Linked DNA regions of Homo sapiens: all the other regions are linked to region 1. The links are chromatin contacts, found by Hi-C or POLR2A ChIA-PET in ENCODE. All regions are on one chromosome and are shown on one strand. Each heading gives the region's core, a stretch centred on a gene start or an enhancer-like site at or near the end of the contact. The rest is flanking DNA. Distances are from core to core; before and after follow the strand shown.

Region 1 (4,898 bases), core at 1,782-4,281:
CTGGCTAATTTTCGTATTTTTAGTAGAGACAGGGTTTCCCCATGTTGGCCAGGCTGTTCTTGAACTCCTGACCTCAAGTGACCCACCTGCCTCAGCCTCCCAAAGTTCTGGGACTACAGGCGTGAGCCAGCACGCCTGGCCTCTGCTGTGTGTCTTACAGTAACATCACCATTTACAGGAGGCATTTCTAGAAGAATAAAGCATGAAACCTACATCCGGTGCTCTTATTATCACAATTATTATAACAATGAGTGTCTCCATCTGAGGTTAGGTGGGCACAGAAACGGAATTCAAACCAGTCGGATTTTCTGTCTCGGAGAATTCTGCCAACAAGATGCCAGGGGAGCTCGTGCGTTGAAATGCATTAATTGAGTACCACTATTTTGGGAGCAAAATAGGTTTGTGCATCCAATTAAATGTGGGGCATCTGAGAGGGAGAAAGACGGAGAGAGAGCGGGGATTCAGAAAGGGTCTCTTTACTTATAATTAACTACAAAATAAACAGCTCTTTCATGGAATGGGGCCCTCTCTGTTCCCGCCACCCCTGCAGCCCACGTTTCAATTAGCTCTGTGTTATTCGGGTCCCCTATTACTCCAGATAACCCAGGACTGGCTGTAATTAATTGTTATAATACACTCAGGAGCAGAGCCAAGCTGCAGCTCGGGAAGGCTGGTTGAAACTGCTCTGTTCCTCTAACCGGCCTCCTGGAAGGGCTGGCTTGGAGCTCCACCTTCACCAATAAGTCAGAGCTCCTCCATGGGATGACGAGGGAGAGGGGCTGAGATACTTGGAGTCTGCTTTGTTTGCTGCATTTGGTGCTGAGCAAGGTGCTGGCCCTTTTCTCTCTGCCCCGCTCCCTTCACAGTCCCTGAAGCCCTGAACCCTTCACTCCAGCGACATTTAAAATAAAGACATCAGGCCAGGCACGGTGGCTCACGCCTGTAATCCCAGAACTTTGGGAGGTGGAGGTGGGCCTATCACTTAAGGTCAGGAGTTTGAGACCAGCCTGGCCAACACGGTGAAACCCCGTCTCTATTAAAAATACAAAAATTAGCCGGTCGTGGTGGCATGTGTCTGTAATCCCAGTTACTCTGGAGGCCGAGGCAGGAGAATTGCTTGAACCCGGGAGGCAGAGGTTGCAGTGAGCCGAGATGGCGCCACTGCACTCCAGCCTGGGCGACAAGAGCAAAGCTCCGTCTCAAACAAACAAACAAACAAACAATCACAAAAATCAGCCGGGCGTGGTGGCAGGCCCCTGTAATCCCAGTTACTTGGGAGGCTGAGGCAGGAAAATCACTTGAATCCGGGAGGCGGAGGTTGTAGTGAGCTGAGATTGCACTACTGCACTCCAGTCTGGGCGACAGAGTAAAACTGTCAAAAAAAAAAAAAAAAAAAAAAAGACATCTTATCCATAGAATGGAATATTATTCATCCATACAAAGGCACGAAGAAGCATTGCTGCTTGCTGTGGCACAGATGAGCCTTGCAGACACTAAGCTCAGTGAAAGAAGCCAGACACAAAAGGCCACACATCATAAGATGCCATTTAGATGAAACGCCCAGAATAGGCAAATCCATAGATTCAGAAGGCAGGTTCGTGGGTACCAGGGACTGGGGGGAGGCAGGGATGGAGGAGGGGGTGGGTATTAATGGGGATGAGGTTTCCTTTTGGGGTGATGAAACTGTCCTGGGGCTGGATAGAGGTGGTTGTTACATAGCACTATGAATGTACTAGACGCCACCAGGTTATTGATTTTAAAATGGTGACTTTTATGTTATATGAATCTTACCTCAATAAATAAATAGCAACAGGCTGGGTGCAGTGGCTCACACCTGTAGTCCCAGCACTTTGGGAGGCTGAGGCAGGAGGATTACTTGAGCCCAGGAGTCTGAGACCAGTCTGGGCAACATAGCAAGACCCCATCTGGGCAAAAAAATAAAAAGATTAGGCAGGCGTGGTGGGGTATGTCTGTAGTCTCAGCTACTCAGGAGACTGAGGCAGGAGGATTGCTTGACCCAGGAGTTTGAGGCTGCAGTGAGCTATGATCACACCATTGCACTCTAGCCTGGGTGACAGAGGAAGACCCTGTCTCAAAAATAAACTAAACTAAAATAAAAACAGCTACAATTTTTTGAGCCGAGGTGAGCAGGGGCTAGGCCCCAAACCCTCAGTGACTCCAAGCCCCAGACAGCCTGGGCAGGAAGCTCTGATCATCTCTGGTGAAGACCTGAGACTTCCCAGTCTTGGGGAGGGGACACCAAGGGATGAGACAGGTTGTGGGGAAGCTGGGACTTGAGCGCTGTAGGGAGGCCGTGTGCTTGTCATGGGAGGCAACAGTCCACGTGGGAATTGCAGGAATGCCTTTTTTTTTTTTGAGATGGATCTCACTCTGTTGCCAGGCTGGAGTGCAATGGCGTGATCTTGGCTCACTGCAACCTCTGCCTCCCGGGTTCAAGCGATTCTCTCGCCTCAGCCTCCCAAGTAGCTGGGATTACAGGCGTGCACCACCATGCCTGGCTAATTTTTTTGTATTTTTAGTAGAGACGGAGTTTCACCGTGTTAGCCAGGATGGTCTCAATCTCCTGATCTCGCGATCCACCTGCCTCGGCCTCCCAAAGTGGTGGGATTACAGGCGTAAGCCACCGTGCCTGGCCTTTTTTTTTTTTTTCTGAGACAGAGTCTCACTCTGTCGCCAGGCTGGAGTGCAGTGGCGCGATCTTGGCTCACTAAAACCTCTGCCTCCTGGGCTCAAGCGATTCTGCTGCCTCAGCCTCCTGAGTAGCTGAGATTACAGGCACCCGCCACCGTGCCCTAATTTTTGTATTTTTAGTAGAGACGGGGTTTCACCGTGTTGGCCAGGATGGTCTCCATCTCCTGACATTGTGATCTGCACTTACAGGAGGCAGGGTCAAGGAAAGGACAAGATAGAAGCAGAGGTGGAGAAAGAGGGTGAGGTGAGTGGGAGAAGAGGGGACGGCGGGACAGAGGCCTTGTGACAGAAAAGGGAACAAGAACTCAGGGTTTTACGTTGTACCCACAGGTGCAGAGCTGAGAAAAGGAAAGAGAAATGAAGAACGGCAACTCGGAGGGAGGAGACGGTGGGGGTGGCGCGGGCACCGGGTGCAGGCTGAGAAAGCGAGAGGGCGGTCCGGCCAGGGGGTGGGGGTGCTGCAACCAGCTCTGGTCACGCCCCTTCTCCTGAGAGCTCCCAGGACTGCAGGCAACTTGCTGAAGAACTTGGGTAATTTCCCGGAGGCCGGCTCACCTGTTTCCAGCCCATCAGTGATCTTGAAACTTACAAATACTCAGACTCACACTTTCCGCCTATCCGTGCAAGGTAAGAGGAGCCAAACACATCTCGAAATGCACCGATTTTTCTTCTTCTAAGGGGGCAGACTCTCGTGGTGTGCCCCCACCCTCTCTGTTAATGCCTCTATTGTGTAAAAACGTCTTTAGATAAATTTGTCGGGCTTGGAGCCTGGGGTGGCCATTTCTTTGCACTTTATCTACTACAATCCAAGACCAGCAAACATGAGGCCACGTTTTTCCAGTGGTTTCTGCCTCCCCCACCACAGTGGTGACGGAAATACGCTCCCCAGCAACAGTGAGAAGACCCTGGGATTCTGCAGGCTCAGAGATCATCTGTACCCTCCCGCCGTGTAACTGCAAGACGACAAATGAGATGCAAACAGGGAAGTCTTTCTTACGTTTGTGCCAAATGATACAATCACCAATAATGAAATAAGGCACCTGTGAAAACTGCACCCAGAAACGGTCGATCAGTATGGACATGAGGTTGTTAAGAATGCGTTTCCTTAGCATCGAAGAGGGGGTAACTGGCTGCTCTCTGATCATCTGTCTCTTCTTCCCTGTGTGCAGGGAGCTATGAAGGAGCCCACTTAGGAAGCCAGGATTTAAGGTGACAGGAGCATATTGCAGGTGGGGCTCCACCTGCCGGGCAGTGACGGCTGGGGGTCACCCCGAAATCTCTGCACTCAGGGCTGTCAGACGGACGTTACGCGGTATGTGAACTAGAGACACTAAGAGCCTATTATTCTGTTTTGCATTTTAAAGGAGGTCTCTGAGGACCAGCTGATGCTTTCAAACCACTTAAGTCAGCGAAGCCCCAAAAAGGCTGTAGTCTCTTGCAAGCAAAAGTTACCAAGGGGCTGCCGAGGGTCTTCAAGCCCGCAGGACTTAAGAAATTCCCGAGTGTTTCACCAGGAATTGAGGAATCTACTCGGATCCCTTTCAGGGATCCCGGGGGGAGGGGAACTTCCCCTTTGGGGTCCCCAGTCCTACTGTCTCTTTGGGAAGCTCCTTGTCCCACAGTCGCCTGGTTTGTCCTCCGGTGTTTGTGGGCAGGGGCTGGGCCTTTGGTGCCCCGGTGGACACCAGCGAGCCACAGCCTCATTTCTTAGCATTTGCAATCTCAAGAGATCCCAGAGGAACCGTCTGGAAGGTGCTTGCGGGGTTGAGGGGTGGGGAACACGAACCCTTCCCAGACCTGGGGAGGGCCAGGCTGCAAGGCCCCACGTTTTGGAAACAGACCCTGTACACACTTCCTCTCCACCCAGCTGGGGGCCACGGGCAACTCAGGCCTTGAGACACACTCTGCGCACTGAGCCCCACTCCCCGGCCCCTGGCACTGTCCCAGTCAGAAGAAAATAAGACCCAGTGCCACATGACAACGGGAGCATCCTGGCCTGTGTGGGTCACCGGGCATGTATGGAGAGCGTCTACGGGCTGGATCCATGGAGCTCTGTGCAATCCAAGCCACGGCATGAGACAGTCGCCCCAGCACCTGCTGCTGAGACTCCACATCTGGTTTAGGAAATTAGGAGATGCAAAGAGGTGTGCATGAAGCCATGAAAACACATGGGCACGGACAGGACA
Region 2 (4,898 bases), core at 1,738-4,237, 240 kb before region 1:
GAAACAAAAAGATGGCAAAAAGATAAGAAGGAAAGAGACTGACTTTTGCAACAGGTTGAACCAGAAACCAAAAGCAAATTTCATTTATAACATTATCAACTGGCCGTGAAACAGAAAGAATCAAATACTTCATTTCAAAACGAACGGAGGCTCACCAGTCTGAGGACGAATGCTCAGAACACTCGTGGGCAGGCCCAGCGCAAAACCACATCCATTTTCTTCTCCAGAGGAAATTTACCATCTTTTTTGTTTCCATACCAGAGATACCTTTTTATTTTTCTAACTCCTAAAGCTTATAGCTTCCAAAACCTTACTGTGAATTAATTTAGGTTTTGAATGTGATGTAAATTCAATCTGCAATACATTTAATGTTATTCTTAGACAATTCTTTAAGTCTTTAGCGACACACAGGCAAGCATACTCTTCACTCACTTTGACTTTGCACTATTAATAATCCTCCAGGCCAGGCACGGTGGCTCACACCTATAATCCTGGTGCTTTGGGAAGTGGGAGGAATACCTTGAGCCCAGAAGTTCAAGAACAGCCTGGGCAACATAGTAAAACCCCATATTTACAAGAAGTAAAAACATTAGCTGGGCGTGGTGCCTCATGCTATAGTCCCAGCTACTTGGGAGGCCGAGACAGGAGGATCATTTGAACCTAGGAGGTTGAGGCTACAATGAGTTACGATCGTGCCACTGTACTCCAGCCTGGGTGACAGAGTGAGACCCTGTCTCAAAAAATCGAAAAACAAAACAGAACAAAAAACCAACAAAACACCTCCCGTGATGAGTGCACACACCACTCAGGCAGCTTCTTGCCAAAACACCAAACACGGACATGATCATGCCTCGATCTAGAGGTCTGACTACCACCCACGGGGTGTGCAGGGGACAGAGAAACATCTTCAATAACACTGCAGGGGTGGAAGAGCAAAGTCCACATGGTAAGAAACCCTACAGGATAAATAATCCAGTTACTCCAATAAACAAGTTGAAAGAAAAAAAGGAGAGACATACAGATTAACACTTAAGTGATCCTGACCAATGGCAATGCATGACCTTATTAGGTTGTTGATTCAAACTCTGCTAAAACAAAGCAAAATCAACATGAAAACATTAATGAGACAACAGGGAAAATCTCTAAACTGACTAGGTTGACATTACGGAATTACTGCCAATTTTTCAGGAGCCATACGGTACTGCGGTTGTCATTTTTCGTCTTGTCTTTTTGAGGTACACTCTAAAATATTCTCTGCATTTGCTCCCGGAGGCCGGGGGAGGGCTGCTGAAACAAGACTGGTAATCAGTGATAACTGCCATGCCTGGGGTTTCATTAGACTATTTGTTTTTGAGTATGTTTGAATTTTCCATGAGATAAAGGAAGTCCTCCTTTCACTCATGAACTCCTCTGTCTGTCTCCTTTATGGTGATCTGGGCAAAGGCAGTTTCCTCCCCTCCCCACTGAGACGGGGCCCAGATCCAAGTGAGAGCGTGCCATTACAGTACTATTCGTGGTAATGTGACAGAACAAGCTCGGCCTGTCAGTCCAGCCAAAGTCCTCACAACGTGGACTGCTTTGGTCTCTGGACACGTTTTCTAACCCTGGAGCCCAGCTTCTTCGGGCGGGCGTGCTTACTCACCAGCTGGCCGATCCGGTCCAAGTTGTCCAGGAAGTACTTCACCGACTCCCCCTGTCAGGAAGGAAGAATATTCACAGCTCAGTCTGGACTGAGGAATCCTGATGTGGCAAATACAAGAACTGAACAGGGTAAGAGCAGTGGCATTTCGCCTCCGTGTGAATGGGAAAGCAAAGGAAAAAGGCAGAGAGTGTCCGTGTGTTTTCTAAAATAAAAAAACTACCATTAAAGAAAATGTTTAATGCAGGTTCTTTAGCTCCAACCCCAAGGTTCAAATTCTGGCTGTTTTTCAATTTTCGCTGCTGGGTTTTGGTGTGTGGTGCGATGCAGGCCCCTCTGATGGGGGACTCTCTTTCCAGACATGAAGGCTGGCCCACTCCTGGCCATGCGGCCAGCAAAGGACAGGCTAGAATAGGATTTTAGATTTTGGCTCCTGGGTACAGTCTTGCTTCTGTCGAAGATGGCCTAAGGGACCCAAGACATTGTCCTTAAAGACAAAACATCCTGACGAAAAGGAGCATCTAGCAAAACATCTTCCAGTTTCTAGAAAGAGTCCATTATTCCTTCCCACATTTTTATGACCTGATTTATAGTAGCAAACACAGGGGAATCTTCCATTTGGATTGTTGTGGTGGAATGATGGCCAGTCTTCTCCTGCCTGGACCAATCATCGATACAATCTGAGACGTGTTCCATAGTGCGAAGGGCCCTGCGGAATCACCCAGGACCCCGTTTCAGGAAGCGCTGAGCCGCCAAATGCGAGGCACACACGGGGCACGGGAGGAGCCGGGAGAGCGCAACCACCGACCACAGAGCAGCCCGCATATGAACAGGCACGCAATGAGTCCCTTCAAAGGTAGCGTATTAAAAACCAATTATACCACTTTCTATAAGATTCCACTTTGAACCCTGCTCTAAAGACAGACACCAGCAGGCGGGGTCAAGGCTTCCAGGCTGCCCTGACATCAGGGCTTGTGGGAAGAGCAGTCACTTTCTGTGTTCTCATGGAAATGTACAGGGGCAAGGTCATACACATGTGGCGAGCTGACGCAGGAGAATTTTAAGGAGAGAAGGCCATCAGAATGGACTACGTGATGGCGCTGAAGCTCGTGGCGTTGTAAGGGATGGAGAAAGGCGGCCAGCACCTGCTCAGTCTATCTCTTCCTCCTCTGTCCCAGACAGACTGAGGGGAGAAAGCAGAGAGGAAGCTCCTTCAGGGAGGAGCCCACCTTCCTACTTTAGAACGAAGGCCTCTGGATGTTTTCAAAGTGAGTGTTTTGTTTGAGGGGACAGAAACACACGTCTCCCCATCCCAGCACTGCCTGTGTTGAGCGAGCACACATCCTCCTCCTCTGTGGCAGGACGGGGCGAGCACGTGCACCTCGTGACCACCGGCTCTCTAGAGCCCCAGGCAGAGGCCCAGCTCTGCAGTAGGGAAGGCATCGGGAGTGCCAGGGTGAACGTACCCCAAGGGCCCGGCACGACTGACCTCTCGTGCCTGCTCTCTCCCTTCCTCGCCAAGCCCCCGTGATGTGGGAAGCCAGCGTGAGGCCGGTGGGGCAGCCGCCTTCCCGTGGCTGTGCCAAGTCCCCCCGGTCCTCTGCACATCATGCCTCCTTCCACACCCTGACAGGAAGCAGCTGGGAGAAGCCGTTGGGTGCACTCACTCCCTGATTTACGACAAGTTCCTTCCTCAGCGCCTCTCTCTCCTGCCTCCTCCTGCTCTCCTGCCCTCCCCTGGGCCTCGGGAGGTGCCACGCAAGCCCAAGAAGCATCAGCATACTGTCCCTCCCTCTCCTGTGGCCACGGGCTCCCCCAGGGAGCTGAGAGTAGCAGCAGCTCACAGCCCAAGCCACCCTTGCCCGTTTCTAGGCAGGTGGTGGCACCAGGCACGAAGGAAGCAGAGGCAGTTCTCCTGCAGGGTTCTAGCTGGGTCAGGCATGGAGAGTCACAGTGGCACAGATGCCCCAGCCAGTGCTCTTATCACCACAGGACACAAAGCCCTGGACACACGTGCTCCGCCCAGATAGTACGGACGCAAGGGGAAAAGCACCACAGAGGGCACAATCAGGACAAGCTCGATGGGAAGCAGAAAACAGGAGGGACGTTTCCCTCGGTGTGAGTCTAAACACCCCTCGAGTCTGCAATCAGTCCCCCAGCTGCACTTCACAACACAGCAAACACTCACTGCTGCTTTCTCCACGATGACTGAATGAGGATGGCTCATTTAACTCATCACAGCATTTGTATCACTACTTGGAATGCAGGAAAACTTATCTGTGACTCTCGGTCATCTTGCATGAGTGGCGGAGGAGAGGAGTCAAATCTAGTTTCATGTCAGGGCGGCCTCATCTCGAGAAACAGCCCAGGGGGTCCGTGGGAAAGCTGCCACTGAACTGTAAGGTGCCAGGGACTGTGCCACAAGCTCTCTAATGGGGGCTGGAGGGGAGGGAAGAAGGGGACACAGAGCAACCCTGTGTGATCCAGAACGCTGTCACTCACATCCGCACTCTTGCTGTCCCTGAGGTTTGGTGCACTGCGGTTCACCAACAGAGACTGGACAATGCACCTGCTGATTGGGCACGCAGCCCACGGGACGATCGTTTGCGACGGACTCCTCAAGTCTTACAGCAGCAGCTCATTAAAAGGGCCAGGTTTACAATCCCATGCATTTTCAACACTAAGAGAATTCAGTCATTTCTTTAGAGAAAATGCATGTGGCAGAAACTGAGATGTCCACATGAAATTAACCGCTTGGTGGGTTTATAAAGAGGCACTGTGCCTGCCAAGACGAGCCCAGAGTCCTCTCAACGGCTGCTGCGGTCACACGATCTAGAAACACGAGTGGATCCAAAGTGGGCTCTCGGGACTCTCCTTGGTGTGAAAAACCTACACCACTCAAGATTAACACAAACTTGGACTTGCGGATTAAATGAAATGAATTTCATTAGGCTGGGGCCAGCGGCCACTGAGCACACACCTGACAGGGGCCTGTCCCCTGCCTCAACTGTCCCACGAATGTGTCTGTCCTCTCACGAGCAACAGAAGGGATGAACCTGAGCAGGGGCTGGTGGCAGTGAAAGAGGGGTTGTCTGTTTCAAGCAGCAGCAGCAGGTTGATATGGGGCCTGTGCACCTGTATTGGGCACAGCCGGGCAGATGTGATGTCGTGACACTGGGCAGGACCTAGGCCGACACACGCCCATGAGGAGACCGCCTTTCTGCAGAGGCCTGCAGCCTTCAGCAGTTTCTGGAAGCAC
Region 3 (4,898 bases), core at 1,026-3,525, 220 kb before region 1:
TCATCGGCAAAAGAAAAGTAATATGGATCAACCGAATAGAAATGAGAGTGCAGAAACAGGCCCCCACATATATGGCCAATTGATTTATAAAAAATTGACAAGGCAACTCAAATGAGGAAAGGAAAAGTTTTCAACAAATGGTGCTGGAAAAACTGGTGATCTGCACATAACTTAAAAAAAACTCTCATTTGGAGGATCAGAAAATCAAAAAAGGACATTGATTCTAACTATGTCCTATATAAATCTAATTCAAACTGGATCACTAAAACTAGACTGAAAAAAACATAGGATGTCAGGTATGGTGGCTCACATTTATAATCCTACGAGTTCAAGACCAGCCTGGGCAATAGAGTGAGACCTCATCTCTGCAAAAAATTTTTAAAAATTAGTCAGGTGTGGTGGCACACGCCTATAGTCCCAGCTACTCAGGAGGCTGAGGCAGGAAGATCTCTTGAGCCCGGGAGGTCGAGGCTGCAGTGAGCCACAATCGTGCCACTGCACTACAGCCTGAGTGAGACCCTGTCTCAAACAAACAAACAAACAAACAAAAACATAGGAGAGGATCTGTGTGATCTTGGGTTAGGAAAAGATTTCTGTGCTGTCAGAATTCTAAGATGAGCCTCGATGACAGACGCCCCTGTCTTTCCCTGGAGTGTGGAAGGGACCTGAGAATATGATGGAACATCACTTTTGTGATTTGGTTACTTTAAGTTAGTCAAAGAGGAGGTGCTCTTGGGCCAGGTATGGTGGCTCATGCCAAGGTGGGAGGATCCCTTGAGCCCAGGCCATTTGAGGTTGGTCTGGGTAACACAGTGAGACCTCATCTCTATTAAAAATTTAAAAAGTAGCCGGGTGTGGTGGCACATGCCTGTAGTTCCAGCTACTCAGGAGGCTGAAGTGGAAGGTTCTCTTGAGCTGGGGAGTTCGAGGCTGCAGTGAACCGTGATTGTGCCAGTGGCACTCCAGTCTGGGCAACAGAGCGATACTCTGTCCCAAGGCGGGGGAAAAAAGGAGGTGACCTTGGCAGGCCCGATCTAATCAGGTGGGCCTTTTTTTTTTTTTTTTTTTTTTTTGAGACGGAGTCTTGCTCTGTCACCCAGGCTGGAGTGTAGTGGCACGATCTTGGCTCACTGCAAGCTCTGCCTCCCGGGTTCACGCCATTCTCCTGCCTCAGCCTCCCAAGTAGCTGGGACCGCAGCGCCCGCCACCATGCCCGGCTAATTTTTTGTAGTTTTAGTAGAGACAGGGTTTCGCCATGTCAGGTGGGCCTTTTAAAAGAGGTGCTCTCCTGCTGACCTAGAAGAAAGCACACAGCCGTGTTATGAGGAGGAGCCACGTGGCAAGGAAGTGAGGGCACCCCTAGGAGCTGCCAGCTAGTAAGAAAATGGGACATCAGTCAGAGGACTGCAAGGAAATGAACTCTGCCAGTACCAGTGAGCTTGAAAAAGGATGACAAGCCTTAGATGGGAACGCGGCCAGGTGCACCAGCCTGCGAGGTTCCGAGCAGAGCACGTGGCGAACTCTGGATGCCCAGGCTGCTGACCCAAGCACATTGGGAGATCATTACATCTGTGCCGTTTTAAGTTGCTAATTGGTGGTAATCTTTTCATCCAGCAACAAAAAACCTTTAGTACTTCTTAGGGCAAAATAACCATGAAGCATAAAGGAAAATGTCATCTTCCCTGCACATTCTCAGCCCCAGGGACCTCTTGCACTTAGTACGTACTGAACGCTTGCTGAGTCAATGAAGACATGTGTTTTTTCAAACCTGACTTTTTAAATGGCAGCTTAAATATTTTTTCCTTTAATAGCTTAGTGGTTCTCTGACTCCTGTTCGCTGTCCCCACATCAGAATAGCAATAATAAGGAATGATTCTTCCCTCCCCCTGCAAATGTAGCTGCCTGGTTAACACAGAACACAAGCTCTACAGACCTAATAAATGTCTGGAAAACCTCTTGCTTGGGGATGAGTCACTCCCTAACTCAAAACCAACAGGATGAGTCAGCAGCTGTTGCTTCAGGCTCTTTATGGAAAGCCCCTCTATTTTTACTATCCTATTCTTAAACAAAGACAAAAACCCAAAAACTCAACATCTCCCCAACTATCGATGCTTACAGTATTAGAAATGAAAACTCAGAGCTTTTAAGAAAACAAGGCTTTAGGGCCGGGTGCAGTGGCTCACACTGTAATCCTAGCACTTTAAGAAAACAAGGCTCTGCAAACACTTATCTCATTCGCCATCCAAGTGATGACATCCTCATACGTCGTGTGGCCTCTGAAAAGCTCCAATGCAGGCTTGCACATGAAAGAGGGTGTAAAGGGCAGACAGTGTCTCAGCAGTTTCATGTGTTCTGTGCTGTCAGGGTTCTAAGACGAGCCTCAATGACACACGCCCTGTGCAATTTCTTCCCCTGCAGCGTGGGAGGAAGCTGGAGTGTGATGGAACGTATCTCCTGTGATTGGGCGACTTTCAGCTAAGCCAAAGGGAGGTGATCTTGGTGGGCCTGATCTAATCAGGGGAGCCTTTCAAGGAACCTGGGGGAACCCCTGAAAGGGTCTCGGGGGCCCCCACAGCACACTTGGAGGAACCCCTGTGCTAGAGAGGTTGGTGCCTGTGTAGCAGCGTGCCCCTAACAGCAGAGTCACAGCCCTAGGCTGGAAGCCACCAGTGCCCACCTCTGGTTCAGTGGATAATCAAGTGCAGTTTACTCATCTAATAGAACACCACAGAAGAATGGATATGAGAGGGTTATCACCGCATGTATCAACATGATGGGTCTCTGCTGGGCGCGGTGGCTCATGCCTATAATCCCAGCGCTCTGGGAGGCCGAGGTGGATCACCTGAGGTCAGGAGTTCGAGACCAGCCTCCTGATATGGTGAAACACCGTCTCTACTAAAAATACAAAAACTAGCGGGGCGTGGTGGTGGGCGCCTGTAATCCCAGCTACTGGGGAGGCTGAGGCAGGAGAATCACTTGAACCCAGGGGGCGGAGGTTGCAATGAGCCGAGATTACACCATTGCACTCAGCCCTGGGCCACAGAGCAAAACACTGTCTCAAAATAAATAAATAAATAAATAAATAAATAAATAAATAAATAAATAAATAAAATAAAAATAAAAACCCCATGATGGATCTCAAAATATAACGCTGAAGAAATAAGTCATAAAATGGTTATACTGTCCTTATTTACATGAAGTTAAAACACAGGCAAAAGGAAACAAAGCGCTAGCTGTAAGAACTCACACCTACCTTGCACTTCCTATGTGCCTGCACTGTTCTAAGGGCCTCCCCCATATCACCTTCATTCTCACAATACTCACGGTGTGTTATTACTGTTCTGTCCATGTGACAGATGGGAAGACTGAGACAAAGTGGTTAAATAACATGCCCAAGTGGTAAGTTACTACTGTTTAGGAATAGGTGGTAAAAAGACAAGTAAAAGGAAAGGAATAATTAGCCAAATACTAGAATAGTGGTGACGCTGGGGTGGCGGTAGTGGCTCACATGGGGTTTATGAATTACTGTTGATGTTTTTCATCTGAGTGGCAGGTTCAGAGGTGTTTGTTCATGCTGTTTCACGCTGTGCCTATTTTTTCAGACCCTCTTCTGTAGTCATACAGGATAGGAGAGAGATGTATACACTTCAGAATTTTAAAAAGAGCAAAAGAGAAAAAACACAGACTGAAGGCCATGAAAAAAACTGTCCTTAGGGCTGGGCCGCTCCCTCCAGGCAGTTTCTGCAACGGGTGCAGATGCCGTCCAATGCGATTGTCCGCCCCCGTCTCAGAGCCCCACGGCCAGCTGAGGTCCTTTGAAAAGCTCCGCTCCCTGCTTTCTGCCACCTGCTCCTGCCAAGCAGGCTGTGTAGGCTGGAAGCCACCAGTGGCTTTGTCACATGACCACAAATGCATAAAAATGACAGGAACACTCAGTTTTAAAAGTATTTTTTAAAATATGAAAACACTAGGATGTCAAGGTTGAGGAACTGAAGGTCAAGAGCTCCAAGGCCTCTGTTGGCAATGTGTAGCTTGGATGTGTGGACAAAGAGAGCCCCACGTGATGGACGTGCTTTCTTCCCATCGCCCGCCTCTGCCTGGGGAAGGAGTGGAGATTGAAGACACACCCAACGCGTGCAGAGTCCAGGCAGGAGGGCACACCCCAGCACGAGCTGCTCAGGCTCGCCTCCCAGCAGCGCTGCCTCCCTAGGTCCACAACCTGCTGTGTTCTGCACAGGCTCGACTCAATAGAATGCCTTACCAGTACACCAGGGGGACACCAAGTCAGAGGATCTGAACTGGCTCACTGCCAATCACCCAGGAGATCAAAGCAATCAATGTCAGTGGTCTTTCCCGGACGCTGTGGTAAGCACCTGAGAACCACCCAGGCCCTTCTGCCTGTCAAATCAACACCGTGGCTTCACTTCCTTCTGGGCAGAGCCTATTCTTCATTCCAAAGACCTAAGATGACTATGGCACCACGTCACATCAGGGCGTCCCTGACGAGCACTGCACCAGAGCCTGTGAAGACTTTCCACACACATCCCTCAAGCAGGACAGACCTGTCACTGTCCCTTTAAACCTTCCCAACCTCCACCCTCCAAATCCATCTCCATTTCCTTCTACAGGCAGCTTATCCAGAGCTAAGTTTAGCTACGACCATTTCTAATCTTTCCTCTAGGGACAGCGTCGAGCTCCCTACTGCTGGACCGTCCCAGCTGCGTGGCTTTACCAAGTCACCAGAGGTTAGCTTGTCTGCAAGAGGCTGGTGACACGAGGAACAGAAGTTGTCACATCCTCACAGCAATGTGGCTTCTTTGGTGGGGAGTGGGGGGTTCTGGCTGGCACCTTCCCCACTCCAGCTCCCCCTGTCCTTCCCACAGTCTTGACGAAGTTGC

What was found. Hi-C counts contacts between places; a loop is a spot of excess contacts on that map. ChIA-PET counts read pairs that join two places held with the same protein, here RNA polymerase II (POLR2A). Pooled maps may share reads with other maps.
Region 2: a map with no recorded cell type shows a loop between it and region 1 (3-fold over the local background). The contact joins two enhancer-like sites. A Hi-C loop is called at or near these places in 3 of 37 single-sample maps with no recorded cell type and 4 of 50 pooled maps.
Region 3: a loop to region 1 is called in a pooled map, with 10 times the contacts of the local background. The contact joins two enhancer-like sites. A Hi-C loop is called at or near these places in 2 of 37 single-sample maps with no recorded cell type and 8 of 50 pooled maps. POLR2A ChIA-PET finds 5 or more read pairs at or near these places in 1 of 52 experiments (activated CD4-positive, alpha-beta T cell).

Annotation. Positions count from the first base shown.
Region 1 is chr7:2,975,505-2,980,402 of GRCh38, forward strand. The region is part of intron 1 of CARD11 (caspase recruitment domain family member 11); the gene reads right to left. Among named protein-coding and RNA genes, the nearest start is that of CARD11-AS1, 34 kb to the left of the region's middle. RefSeq lists a silencer at 3,140-3,229 and enhancers at 3,963-4,694, 4,690-4,779, 4,695-4,898. Within about 2 kb of position 3,032, at least 6 of the 41 ENCODE cell types and tissues checked have a DNase peak (open chromatin) inside an H3K27ac peak, as active enhancers do.
Region 2 is chr7:2,731,809-2,736,706 of GRCh38, forward strand. It overlaps GNA12 (G protein subunit alpha 12), which reads right to left. Exons shown (of 4, transcript NM_007353.3): 3 at 1,643-1,693. It also overlaps a transcript of AMZ1 not described here. Among named protein-coding and RNA genes, the nearest start is that of AMZ1, 46 kb to the left of the region's middle. RefSeq lists an enhancer at 1,931-2,918. Within about 2 kb of position 2,988, at least 27 of the 41 ENCODE cell types and tissues checked have a DNase peak (open chromatin) inside an H3K27ac peak, as active enhancers do.
Region 3 is chr7:2,756,081-2,760,978 of GRCh38, forward strand. The region is part of intron 2 of GNA12 (G protein subunit alpha 12); the gene reads right to left. It also overlaps a transcript of AMZ1 not described here. Among named protein-coding and RNA genes, the nearest start is that of AMZ1, 70 kb to the left of the region's middle. RefSeq lists an enhancer at 1,908-2,197. Within about 2 kb of position 2,276, at least 37 of the 41 ENCODE cell types and tissues checked have a DNase peak (open chromatin) inside an H3K27ac peak, as active enhancers do.